Regions from separate parts of the Mus musculus genome. Here regions 1, 2 and 3 are each linked to region 4. The links are chromatin loops, found by intact Hi-C in ENCODE. Cell type or tissue: left cerebral cortex. All regions are shown on one strand.

The links. Hi-C counts contacts between places; a loop is a spot of excess contacts. Peaks named below come from ENCODE experiments on the same cell type or tissue, not always from the same donor. Only the 100,000 strongest peaks of a DNase experiment are listed, where the experiment ranks them.
Region 1: a loop joins it to region 4, with 3 times the contacts of the local background. A loop is called at or near these places in 12 of 42 quality-filtered maps.
Region 2: it touches region 4 in a loop (6-fold over the local background); 2 of 42 quality-filtered maps call a loop at or near these places.
Region 3: a loop joins it to region 4, with 2.8 times the contacts of the local background. A loop is called at or near these places in 4 of 42 quality-filtered maps.

The regions. Positions count from the first base shown.
Region 1 is chr11:103,324,139-103,326,638 of GRCm38, reverse strand. No RefSeq gene overlaps it. Among named protein-coding and RNA genes, the nearest start is that of Arhgap27os3, 19 kb to the left of the region's middle. In left cerebral cortex, CTCF peaks have their summits at 396 (motif pointing right) and 1,226 (motif pointing right); a DNase peak (open chromatin) is centred at 1,233.
Region 2 is chr11:103,197,362-103,199,861 of GRCm38, reverse strand. It overlaps Fmnl1 (formin-like 1), which reads right to left. Exons shown (of 26, transcript NM_001077698.1): 24 at 2,467-2,500; 25 at 2,084-2,204; 26 at 962-1,379. The coding sequence ends at 1,276. It overlaps Efcab15 (EF-hand calcium binding domain 15), which reads left to right. Exons shown (of 10, transcript NM_001254724.2): 8 at 40-215; 9 at 392-544; 10 at 744-918. The coding sequence ends at 901. Among named protein-coding and RNA genes, the nearest start is that of Efcab15, 9.9 kb to the left of the region's middle. In left cerebral cortex, no CTCF peak of the experiment used is centred here; DNase peaks (open chromatin) are centred at 645, 841, 1,196, 2,265 and 1 more place; H3K4me3 peaks cover 2,129 bases; H3K27ac peaks cover 2,500 bases.
Region 3 is chr11:103,115,936-103,118,435 of GRCm38, reverse strand. It overlaps Hexim1 (hexamethylene bis-acetamide inducible 1), which reads right to left and starts at 2,111. Exons shown (of 1, transcript NM_138753.2): 1 at 1-2,111. The coding sequence starts at 1,514. The coding sequence ends at 444. In left cerebral cortex, a CTCF peak has its summit at 1,396 (motif pointing left); DNase peaks (open chromatin) are centred at 719, 1,354 and 2,315; H3K4me3 peaks cover 2,323 bases; H3K27ac peaks cover 2,023 bases.
Region 4 is chr11:103,266,331-103,268,830 of GRCm38, reverse strand. Map3k14 (mitogen-activated protein kinase kinase kinase 14) reads left to right here and starts at 1,430. Exons shown (of 16, transcript NM_016896.3): 1 at 1,430-1,493. In left cerebral cortex, a CTCF peak has its summit at 1,515; a DNase peak (open chromatin) is centred at 1,197; H3K4me3 peaks cover 1,740 bases; H3K27ac peaks cover 1,677 bases.

The sequences.
Region 1 (2,500 bases), 58 kb before region 4:
CAATCAAAACAGAATGGTTCTATTGTTTCAAAAACCCCCATATCTGCCAGACATGGTGGTGCATGCCTTTAACCCCAGCTCTTGGGAGGCAGAAGCAGGTGAGTCTCTGCGAGCTTGAGGCCAGCCTGGTCTATATAGTGAGTTCTAGGCAAGTCAGAGCTACAGAGTAAGACCCTGTCCAAAACAAAAACAAAAACAACATTCTTGGGAGACAGCTTACCCAAAGAACACCTGCTCAGAACGTGAGAGGCTCTAGGCAACCTCTACTACCAAAACTGGGGAAGCAGGAATGGGATGGAATTTCTATTTTATGTTATTTTTATTTATTTTTTCAAAAGGTTTTATTTATTCATTTAATGTATGTGAGTGCTCTATCTGCATGTACACCTATGTGCCAGAAGAGGGCATCAGATCACATTACAGATGGTTGTGAACCACTATGTGGTTGCTGGGAATTGAACTCAAGACCTCTGGAAGAGCAGCCAGTGCTCTTAATCGCTGAGCCACCTCTCCAGCCCTAACTTATTATTTTAAGTTCATGAGTACTTTTGCCTGTGTGTAGGTATTTGACTGGTGGCCACCTGTGCCAGAAGAAGACATTCAGATACCCCGAAACTGCAGTTACAGACAATTGTGAGCTGCTGTGAGGATGATGGGACTTGAACCAGGGTCCTATGCAAGAGCAACAAATGTTTCTATCCTCATCAGCCCCCCTCCAGGGGTTCCTCTATCTTCACATCTCCCTGTCTCTTCCCCAATTGACAACCTGGTCTTTCTCCATTTCTCATTTCTTCCTTTGAAACGGTTTTGTAGATGAACTCATACAGCGTGTAGCCTCTGGAGACTGGGCTCTCTGCACTGGGCACAAGGGGCTTCAGACCCAAAAGAACCAGTGATGAGGCTTGTGGTTCCGAGGACTGCCTCTGATAGGTTTTTGAAAAGTCACTCCTAGCTTGAGGTAAAGGATAAAGGGAGGTGAACCAATTTGGAAACCTCCAGAGTTCCGAAGAATAACCAATCCTCCACTCTGGCAGGTCAGTATTCCACCCTCCCCAACCCCACCCCAACGCTCCCTACCTCTACCCATGCCCTGCCCCCACCCCACTTCCACCCCCACCCCTCAGCCCCTACAGCCTGGAAACCCGCCTTGCTTCTCACAAAGGTGCTCACCTTCCCGTAGCATCCTCAGCGAGTGACAGGGATGCTTGGAGCAGAGCTGCCAGCAGGGGGCACGAGAGCCCTTTTTCCTGAGAGGTAATCCCACAGACACACCCAGAGCGAGAGGGGACACTTTGGGACTTTGTATGAGCCAAGCGAACCCAAGTGTCTTCTCCAGTATGTCCTAGCCCACAGGTTTCCGTGTGACTTTAAGCTCTAAGGCTGGGGTAAAGCAAAGGACACATACCCTTAGAAGAGACAAAACTTGGAAAGGAGATGGGGGGGGGAGCTCCCCCAGTCAGAGGTCATTGTTGTTGAGGATGTCTGAGTACCTCCCCCCACCCATGCTACCTCACATTTCCAGGTCTCCCAAGTCCGCGGTGGCGCTGGGTATCAATTTCTCACCCCACTCACGGCCCCTTCTTCTCTAGAGACCCCTTCACACTCCAAGCGTTCTCTAACACGCTCTCCAAGCATGCATCTGGCCTGGGCGAAGGACCTTAACGAGCCTTTGCTGTGTGCTGGCACCAGATGACACTGAAAACCTGGAAGGAAGCCCTGCCAGACTGAAGCGGACGGGCTTTGTCATGATGCAGCTGTCTGAGGCGCCTGTGCTCCTGAAGAGCAACCCCAACAATCACCGTCTCCACGAACAAGACTCAGACATGGGGGCAATAATTTCTGGTCCATTGTTGGTGCCTTATGCAGGGTAAGTAAACAGGTGTTTACACCTCCCAGGGAAAAGCTGCCCAACTGCCCGCTGCCTCCTGTTTGCTTGAGAAGCTTTTGCCCTTCCCAGGCTGTCTTTTCCATAAACCCAAGAGTCCATCAAGAATAGGAGTTTTTGTCTGTCTGACTGGCTGACTGCTGCTCCTTGTCACCTACACATGAACACTGAACGATGACTGTCCCAGCATCTCCCTTCCCTCGGCACGCTACTCCTTCCAGCCTTCTCTCTCCTCAGTCTTCTAGCTGTGAGCTCCCAGAAGGTTCTCTGCCCCACTTTACATCAACCAACCAACCTGTCTCACAGTCTGTCTCCACACCGTCAGCCGAACAACGTTCCTCAGGTGTCCATCACATTCTGTCAACCCTCCTAAAGACCCTCTCCACATTCAGTGCTCAGATGCTGACTGGGCGGTGTGTGAGGCTCACAAGGAGGACGGCACCAGCTGGCACAAGTACAAGAGGTGCCCAGGTCCTATCCAGAGTGACGAGGGCACAGAAGCGTAACAGTGAGCATGCGTGCTGCCGTCTAGACGCTGTTTCTTTTTTAACTCTGTGAGATGTTCCTGGTACATCCAGAGAAAGTTCCCAGAGGTCCTGAGTGCTCACCTCTTTA
Region 2 (2,500 bases), 69 kb after region 4:
GCAGTGTCTGAGCCCGCTGTCCCACTTTTTTCCCCCAAGCTACTATTTCAAGAAGCAGCAGGCCCTGCGGATGAGCTTGTGCGCTCGGAACCGGGCGCGCCAGGGCCGGCCTGCGCGTGCGCACACGGGCCTCACCTTCTTCTGCCAAGCTGCGCGCCTCAATGGCCTCTCCAGCTCTCAGCTGGCGCGCTCCCTGCACACACTGTGCAGAGCAGGTGCGCCCCGAGCCGATCCACGGGCTGGGGGTGGGGGAGTCTCAGACACGGGGCGGGACCCCACGGGAGGGGGATGCTCCGGGTCATCCGTAGCCCAGGCCACCGCCACCTCCTGCTCCCGCGGGGCCCCTCCCAATACTGTCCCCGCCTCTTCCTCCTCTGGGTTCCCGGCCCAGGTGGGCGCAGCCCCTACACTCAGATCCCCAACCTCGCCGGGCGCCCAAGGCCAGAACGCAAGGCTCGAGTTCCAGGGTCCGACGTCCGCCTCCCCAAGCCCCAACAGCCAGGCCGCCCCAAGCTCCCTCCCAACCTTGGGCCACTCAGCAAAGGTGAGAATCCCCAGATACTCTTAAGGACAGGGCAGATGGAGCAGAGGCGGAACGGCAGATGGGGCGTGATTGTCAGGCAGCAGAGGCTGGGGTTAGAGTGGGACCTGAGCCAAAAGAAATGGGGAGCACAGAAGGTACACCCAGGTGATGCTGATCGCGCAGGGCGCCCCTAACGAATAGCCCCCTCGATCTTCCACAGGTCCCCTCCGCCCTCCCGCCGGGCTAACGAGCCAGCCGCTGGAGCAAATGCGCCCCTCGAAGCTGGCTTCCTCCCCGCCAACTCTAGTGCAGAAGCACCCCTCCTCCCCTTCGCCAGCCTGTTTCCAGAGATGTGCTATGAAGAGCTTGTACAAGTAAACAGTTTGCTGAGCGAAACTGGCTGCGCCTAGTGGGATCAGGCACCGAGCCGACGCACGTCTTTTGCAAACATCTTTATTAATCTTGTATAAAAATAAGGTCCATAGAGGGTCTTCCGAGCTAGGGCGGCGGCGAGGTGCACTTTATAAGTTACAGGCCAGGCTCCCGCTCAGGCTGAGTATGGCTATTGGAGGGAGAGGGTGCTACGACCAGTTTTTGGGGGGGTGGGGGGTGGGGGTGGAGTGGAGTGGAGGAGTCTTCAAGGCTAGTAGTCGGCAGGAGGAGAGGACGCCCGACCCAGCCGAGCTAAGGACCACCTTCTTTGAGCTCCAGCCTGCCTACAGCCTTTTAGAATCCACCAGCAGAAACAGTGACTACAGCGCGAGGTCAGTAGTGACCGGCAGTGGGGGTCCAGGGGGGCGCCGGCGAGCACTTCGACGTCCTGTGTCTGCACGGATGTAGGGCTGGTTCCGAAGATCTGGCGGGCAAAGGAAGCACATTGGCCCAGGCTTCAGGGCACAGGCTCATCTTTCTAAGGACTTGATTTTGTACACGTGGAAGGGGACACTCATTTACCACAGCCAGAAACACCACCCTCTAAAACATCCCAGCCATGTAGTGGCCCAGGATGGGGAAGCATGTCTGCCCCTCCCCCCCCCGTGCGCGCGCGCCCCAAATTCCCAGGCTTCCACCAGCACTGGAGTCACAGACCAGGTTATCTAGGTACCTGGGAGCTAAAGGGTCATCTCCTCTCCCAGGCTGGCCTCACAGAGGAGCCGGGATGTCCGCTTGCCGGTGCGGGCAGTGAAGGGCACTGTCTTCAGCACTGAGGTTTTGAGGAATAGAAGGTAGAGAGAGAGAGAGAGAGAGAGAGAGAGAGAGAGAGAGAGAGAGAGAGAGAGAGAGAGAGAGAGAGAGAAGAAAAACAGAAAAGGTAGCAAGAGATATGCAGACCAGGCATCTTGGCATATGAACGGCTTTGATCCCACCACTGCAGGAGCAGAGATAAGAGAATCTCTGAGTTTGAGGACAGCCTGGTCTACACAGCAAGTTCCAGGCAAGCCAGGGCTGCGCAATGAGAACGGAGGTGGGAGGAGGCAGCAGACCCCTCAGCGTGGGGAGAAATAGAGGAAGAGAAGGACATAATGGAGACTGGAGACGGGACAGTGGCCTGGCTCTCACCTGTGATGATGTCCTCGATGGCCCCATCTCGGTCACTCTCGTAGATGAGTGGCTCTTTCTGCTGCTTCCGTTTTAGCTCAGAGATGAGGTCCATCTGTTGTCGCCGGGCCTTGGGTGGAGACTGAGGAGAAAGGCAACCCTAACTTTAGGATACTTAACACCACACCCACTCCAGAACATCTGTGTAGTTCTTCACAGCAAGGATAGCCTGCTAAGGCAGGAGGGACCTATGCCTGCTTCCTCTCCTGGCTTCTGGGGCACTGTCCTTGTCTCTGGGCAGAATCTATGTCAACACTGAAAGTGTAGGGGTGAGACAGGATGAAAAGGATGCTATAAATTCCTGAATCCCATTCCTGAGCCTGGGCCTGGGGCCAGCTGCCTACCTTGGGTGTTGGAGGCTCTTCCCTGCCTGAGGTA
Region 3 (2,500 bases), 150 kb after region 4:
AAAGTGCAGTCACACAAACCAGCACGATTTTTAATCTCTAGAAATCACACTGAAACTGTTACATTTACAAACATTAAATTTATTATAACTAGAATGAATGTAATGGGTCTCAGATTTGGCCACCTTATAGCTCCGCTTAAGGAGGGGATTTTTTTTTTAAAACAGAAAAATGCATTATAACTTGGTCAGATTACTTGCACATTAAGAAACAACATCTAAGGAGGAAAACATGAAAAGCAACCCTTCAGTTTCACATAATTAAAGAACAGGAGAAAGCACACAAGCAACATCATAGCTAAATTTACCAAACCAAAGCCGGGGCGATTTTCTCTTCTGATTATGTGTCATAAAAAGGTCCGCTGTCTTATATACACATGTATATAATGTTACATTCCAGCACTGTAAAAAGTCCCCTTTGCCCCCTCCCCCCAAAAGTTTTCAGTCTAGTCGCCGAACTTGGAAAGAGGCGCTCGCTCCTGCTGCCGGTGCAGTTCGTTCTCGGTCAGCAGCTGGAGGTTCTCAGCGCGCAGCCGGTCCAGCTCTAGCTCGAGCTCCCGCACTCGCGCGTCGACGCCTCCCAGCCGCTTGCTTTCCAGCCGCAGCCGGTTATTTTCGTCCTCCTTGCGGGAGAGGCACTTCTCCAGCTCCAGGTACTCTTTGATGAGCTCCTGCTTGCTCATGTTCTGCAGGCTCTCGGCGTGGTACCGCTCGTACGTCTCCGAGAAGTCCCGCTGCAGAAACTCGCTGCCGTCCCCTCCCATGCCATCGCTGCCTCCGTCTTCCTCACCAGCTTCTTCCACAAAATCCTCATCGCTGGTGTCGTCGGATTTGGCGGCTGCCCGCTTGGGGTAAAGGCCGGTTTTGAGATCAGGCTCCTCCTGATCGTGGTCATCCATGAGGAACTGCGTGGTGTTATAGGGCGCAACTGGCTGGCCCTTGGCGAACATCTCGGCTCGAACCCGCGAAGCTCGCAGGCTCTGCTTCTCGTCGAACTTTTTCTTCTCCTCCCAAGTCAGCTTGTAGTAGGGCTTCCAATGCCGCTTCTTCTTTGAGGGGCGTCTCCGATGTTTTTTCTTGCCCAGCTGTCTCTGTTGCTGTCCCCATGGCTCCTCGCCTCCGGCGGCAGGAGCCTCCTGCTTGGTGGCCTCCGAGTCATGACCTGGCTGCACGAGGGACTCTGACATCGGCTCTCCCTCCGCCGACGGGGAGGCACCGCCAGTGGATAAGTCCTCCCCATTCTGGCCCTTCTCGCCCTTCTCCAGGGAGCTCAATTCTGGACAGGCATTCGTCTGCAATGGGGGCAGCTGGTGCTTCAGGCCCCCTTCTCCCTCCTGCCCTGGACGGCTACCGGACTGCAAGGACGCTCTCGATTGCCACCTACTGTCCTCCTTGGGCACCCGTTCCTCCGCGCTTGGGGGGCGCTCAGAGGTATGCTCTTCATGGACAACAGCAGCACCTGTACAGTTGCTAGTTTGAGGCTGGTGTTGATGTTCTGTCAAGAGTGGCTCGGCCATGGCTTAGTAGAGTTCTCTTCTGGAAGTTTGAGAAATTCTGGCTTAAGGAAAGAGGTTTTTCTTTCTTTTCAAAATATGTCCAACAAAGTCCTCTTCGGTCAGTAATTTCTGCAGTGACGCCTTCCGTCCGTCCTGTCAGCAAACTCCAATCGCAACTTGGAGTCCAGTCAATAAAGGGTTAAGCGCACACAAGCGTGGCCAACTAGCAGGTCCGGGGGTTCAGCAGCAGGCACCGTATGCAAATATGCAGAGGGGTGGGCTTCACGCCTCCCCGCCGAGTGCTCCCACAGACGAGGAGTTGGTGCGCAAGGAGAGGAGGTTTAAGTCCAATGGGTTAAACCCAACCCGAAAGGGTTAAAACTACCCGATGACGCTGCCTCGGAGGGGCCGAATCCACAAAGGGTTAAATCCCCTGCCGCAGAGCCCACAAGGGGTTAAAGTCCCAGAGCCGCCACCTCCCACTTCCACGGGTGTCGCTCCAACCCGAGCTCCCAGTTCCTCAGGCCGGGCCGGAGCCTTAGCCGAGGACAGACAAACTCATCTCCCCTCTGGCTCGATGCTCCGCTCAGTTCTCCTCCGCCTCCTCCTCTTTTCCTCCCTCCCTCCCTCCCCCTTCAGACAGCTCTTCTTCCGCCTCCTCCTCCGGCTTCCCCTCCCAACCTGACTTTCCACCTGCCAACTTCCAACTGCTGTCTCCAAGCCCTCGGCGCCTCTTATATATAGAAGCTTGTAAGCCCCGCCCATGCGCATGCGTAACGGAGTCCAGGTGTGGGGCAGCCGGGAGTCGTAGTTCCCTTCTTTCGGGCCCGCCGTCCTCGCGCGCCGTGCAACGTAGCCAATCATAGAATGCGTAGGGGGCGTCTCCCAGGCCGCCTTCTTCCATCGCTTAGCTCTCGCTGAAGAAACGTGAGCAGTCATTGGGCAAGAGTTATTCGTCTCTCCGAGGAAGGAAGACCAATTACAGAGGAGATGGGGCGGGTTCTGGA
Region 4 (2,500 bases):
AGGCTTCCAGGGACAACTCTTGACACGGTTGACACTAACGTAACAATGGACTATGGGCAACTGCAGGCTTTGCTCTAACATATTTCTGGCCCAGGGGAGAGGGGTGAGTCTCTCAGGTTCTCATCTAGTTGGCTTTGTTTCCACATAGAAGTCAGGCTATGCAGCTCAGACTAGCTTCAAACTTGTCATCCTCCTGCCTCAGCCTCCTGAATGCAGGCCAGGTTGTGGGGTTTCCACATTGTCTAAATGAATGGCCTTTCTCGGTGTCCAACAACAGATGTCGGCTTGAACTTGTCTCCAGAAAGAAGCTAGGTCTGCAAAGTGGTCACAAGCAGACAGTGGTCTGGCCCTGGCTCAAACCTTTCCAGACAGGCCGTTCCTTATTTCTCAAACCAGCCAAGAATATGGCTGCCACTCCCACCATACCACCAGTCCCTGCATCTGCAGTTAGGATTCCTTGCAGAGTCTCTAAGGTCGCAGCGCATCTTTTATTCTGGAAACATTTTTTTAAAAAACACATATTTGTAATTTCTTATTACCAGTAAACAGAAGCTTGTGGTACAGTAGGAAGCCCATTAGCAAAGTTAGAAAAGAAAAAAAAAATCCATAAATTCCCTACACTCTTTCCCGGCCCCATAAAAAGGGCACTGTAGAGAGCACGTTTTCAAAGACCAAGTCTTCCTGACTCTGTAGTTTAGAATGGATCCCGTGCTCAGCACACACACCATGAAGCTTCTCGGGGTGGAAGGAGACTGTACCACATCTGCACACTCCCTTAGAGCGTTTCAACACCCGGTCTGTCCTACATAGGCCTTTGGCTCCCCACACTTCTCGAGGGTAGGCAGAGCAACCTCATCTCCACACACTTTACAGAACCGGGCTCACTCTACGTGCTCCATAAAAATGTTTCTGGCCCCACCAGGCCCCCACGAAGCAGCCTCGCCCTCAAGCAGAAAGCAGAGAAACCCAAGACCTCAGAGCGAGAGCGCCCCGCCGTCTCCAAGGTAACCAAAGCCGAAGCCGGGAATGCCCACGCATGCGTACAGTCGCCCTTCCTTCCCGTAACCTCAAAAAGAATGCAGCCCGTAAGATTTGCCAGAAGGCGAGAGCGCATGTGTAGTTCAACCAACACCCTGGCCTCCTTCGCCTACAGACCGCCCATCCACCCAGCCTTCGGCGCTGGATACCCTGGCCGGAAACAGTGCCCATTTTGGGGAGGCCTCGCTAGCCAATCGCTGCTGAGGAGTGGCCGGCAGGCCGACCGGATCAAGGCGTTTTATTGGCTAACTTATAGGAATGGGTGGGATCAAGGGTCGCGGTGCGGCCAAAGAAAGGAGGCGGGAAGCTAGCAAAGTCGCAGCCACGGGGGGAGGCGTGGCCCGGGGCGGGGATAGGCACGGGGGCGTGGTCGAGGAGGGGCAGCAGGGGCCCGGAGCGATCGCTGGCCAGCGAAGCGCCACACTCGCTTGTTTGAGGACAACGGCGCTCCGCCGGTAGGTGACTGGGCAGAACCCCGAGTCCTAAAGCGGGACGCCGAGGGAGCGGGCGGGGAAGGGGCGCCTCCCAGGCGGGGACTGGGTTGCAGCCGGGCTGTCCACGAGGGATGGCTGGGAGGGGTGGCCGGGTGACTACGGTCTAACCCGCTCGCACGCTCAGCGCCATCAGCGCCACGCTCGAAACGCCGTGCTCGCCTAGAACCTCCAGGCCGCGCACCCACGGGTCACACGCTTGCCCGGAACGCGCGCGGGTACTGTCTGCTTCCCTTTCCCCAACATCCGTGCCATCGAGTTCAGCCGCCCTACTGGCAGACCTGGCTCCTAAGTGTCCCCCAAGAGAAGGTGATCGCTCCACTGCCCTAGCAGTGACATGAGCAGCCTTTCCCTTTGAACTGCTTGGGATCACTTGTTCTGAGAGGATCACTGCTCTGGGCACTCAGTAGAGCAATGCTAGTCGCTGATGGTGCTGTCCTCCCTCCTCGATGGTCCTTACCCTTCTCTAATTCTGTGTTCTACTCGGAACTTTTGGAATCTGTTTATATGTACTAGTCCCGTCCTGGAAGCTCTTCCCGGCTCTGGCAACTTTCAGCCACCTGTCACCAAGTGAAAAGAAACATTTGTCTGAGGCAGAGATTCCCACCTGCTTTGGAACCTCATCATGTTCATTAACTTCAGACCTCCCCCCCTCCACTCCCCACCCCCCAGTTGAGATTAAAAGATGGCTGACAGCCCTAAAGGATGGATAGGGGTGTGCATGGGCTGTCAAGTGGATGAGTGGAGAAAAGTTTCAAATATCAGTGTCTTAATGACATGTTGTTGTTGTTGTTGTTGTTGTTAATTGGAGACAATGAACACTAATGACTGGATTAAGGGCGCTAAAAGAATGAACTGAACGAGGAGTGGCACCATGACCAGTGGACTTCGGAACACTGGCGAGTATCTAGAAACATAGTCTCTCTGAAAGATTAGAGGATTGTTTCCTAACTTCAGTTCTGCAGGGTTTT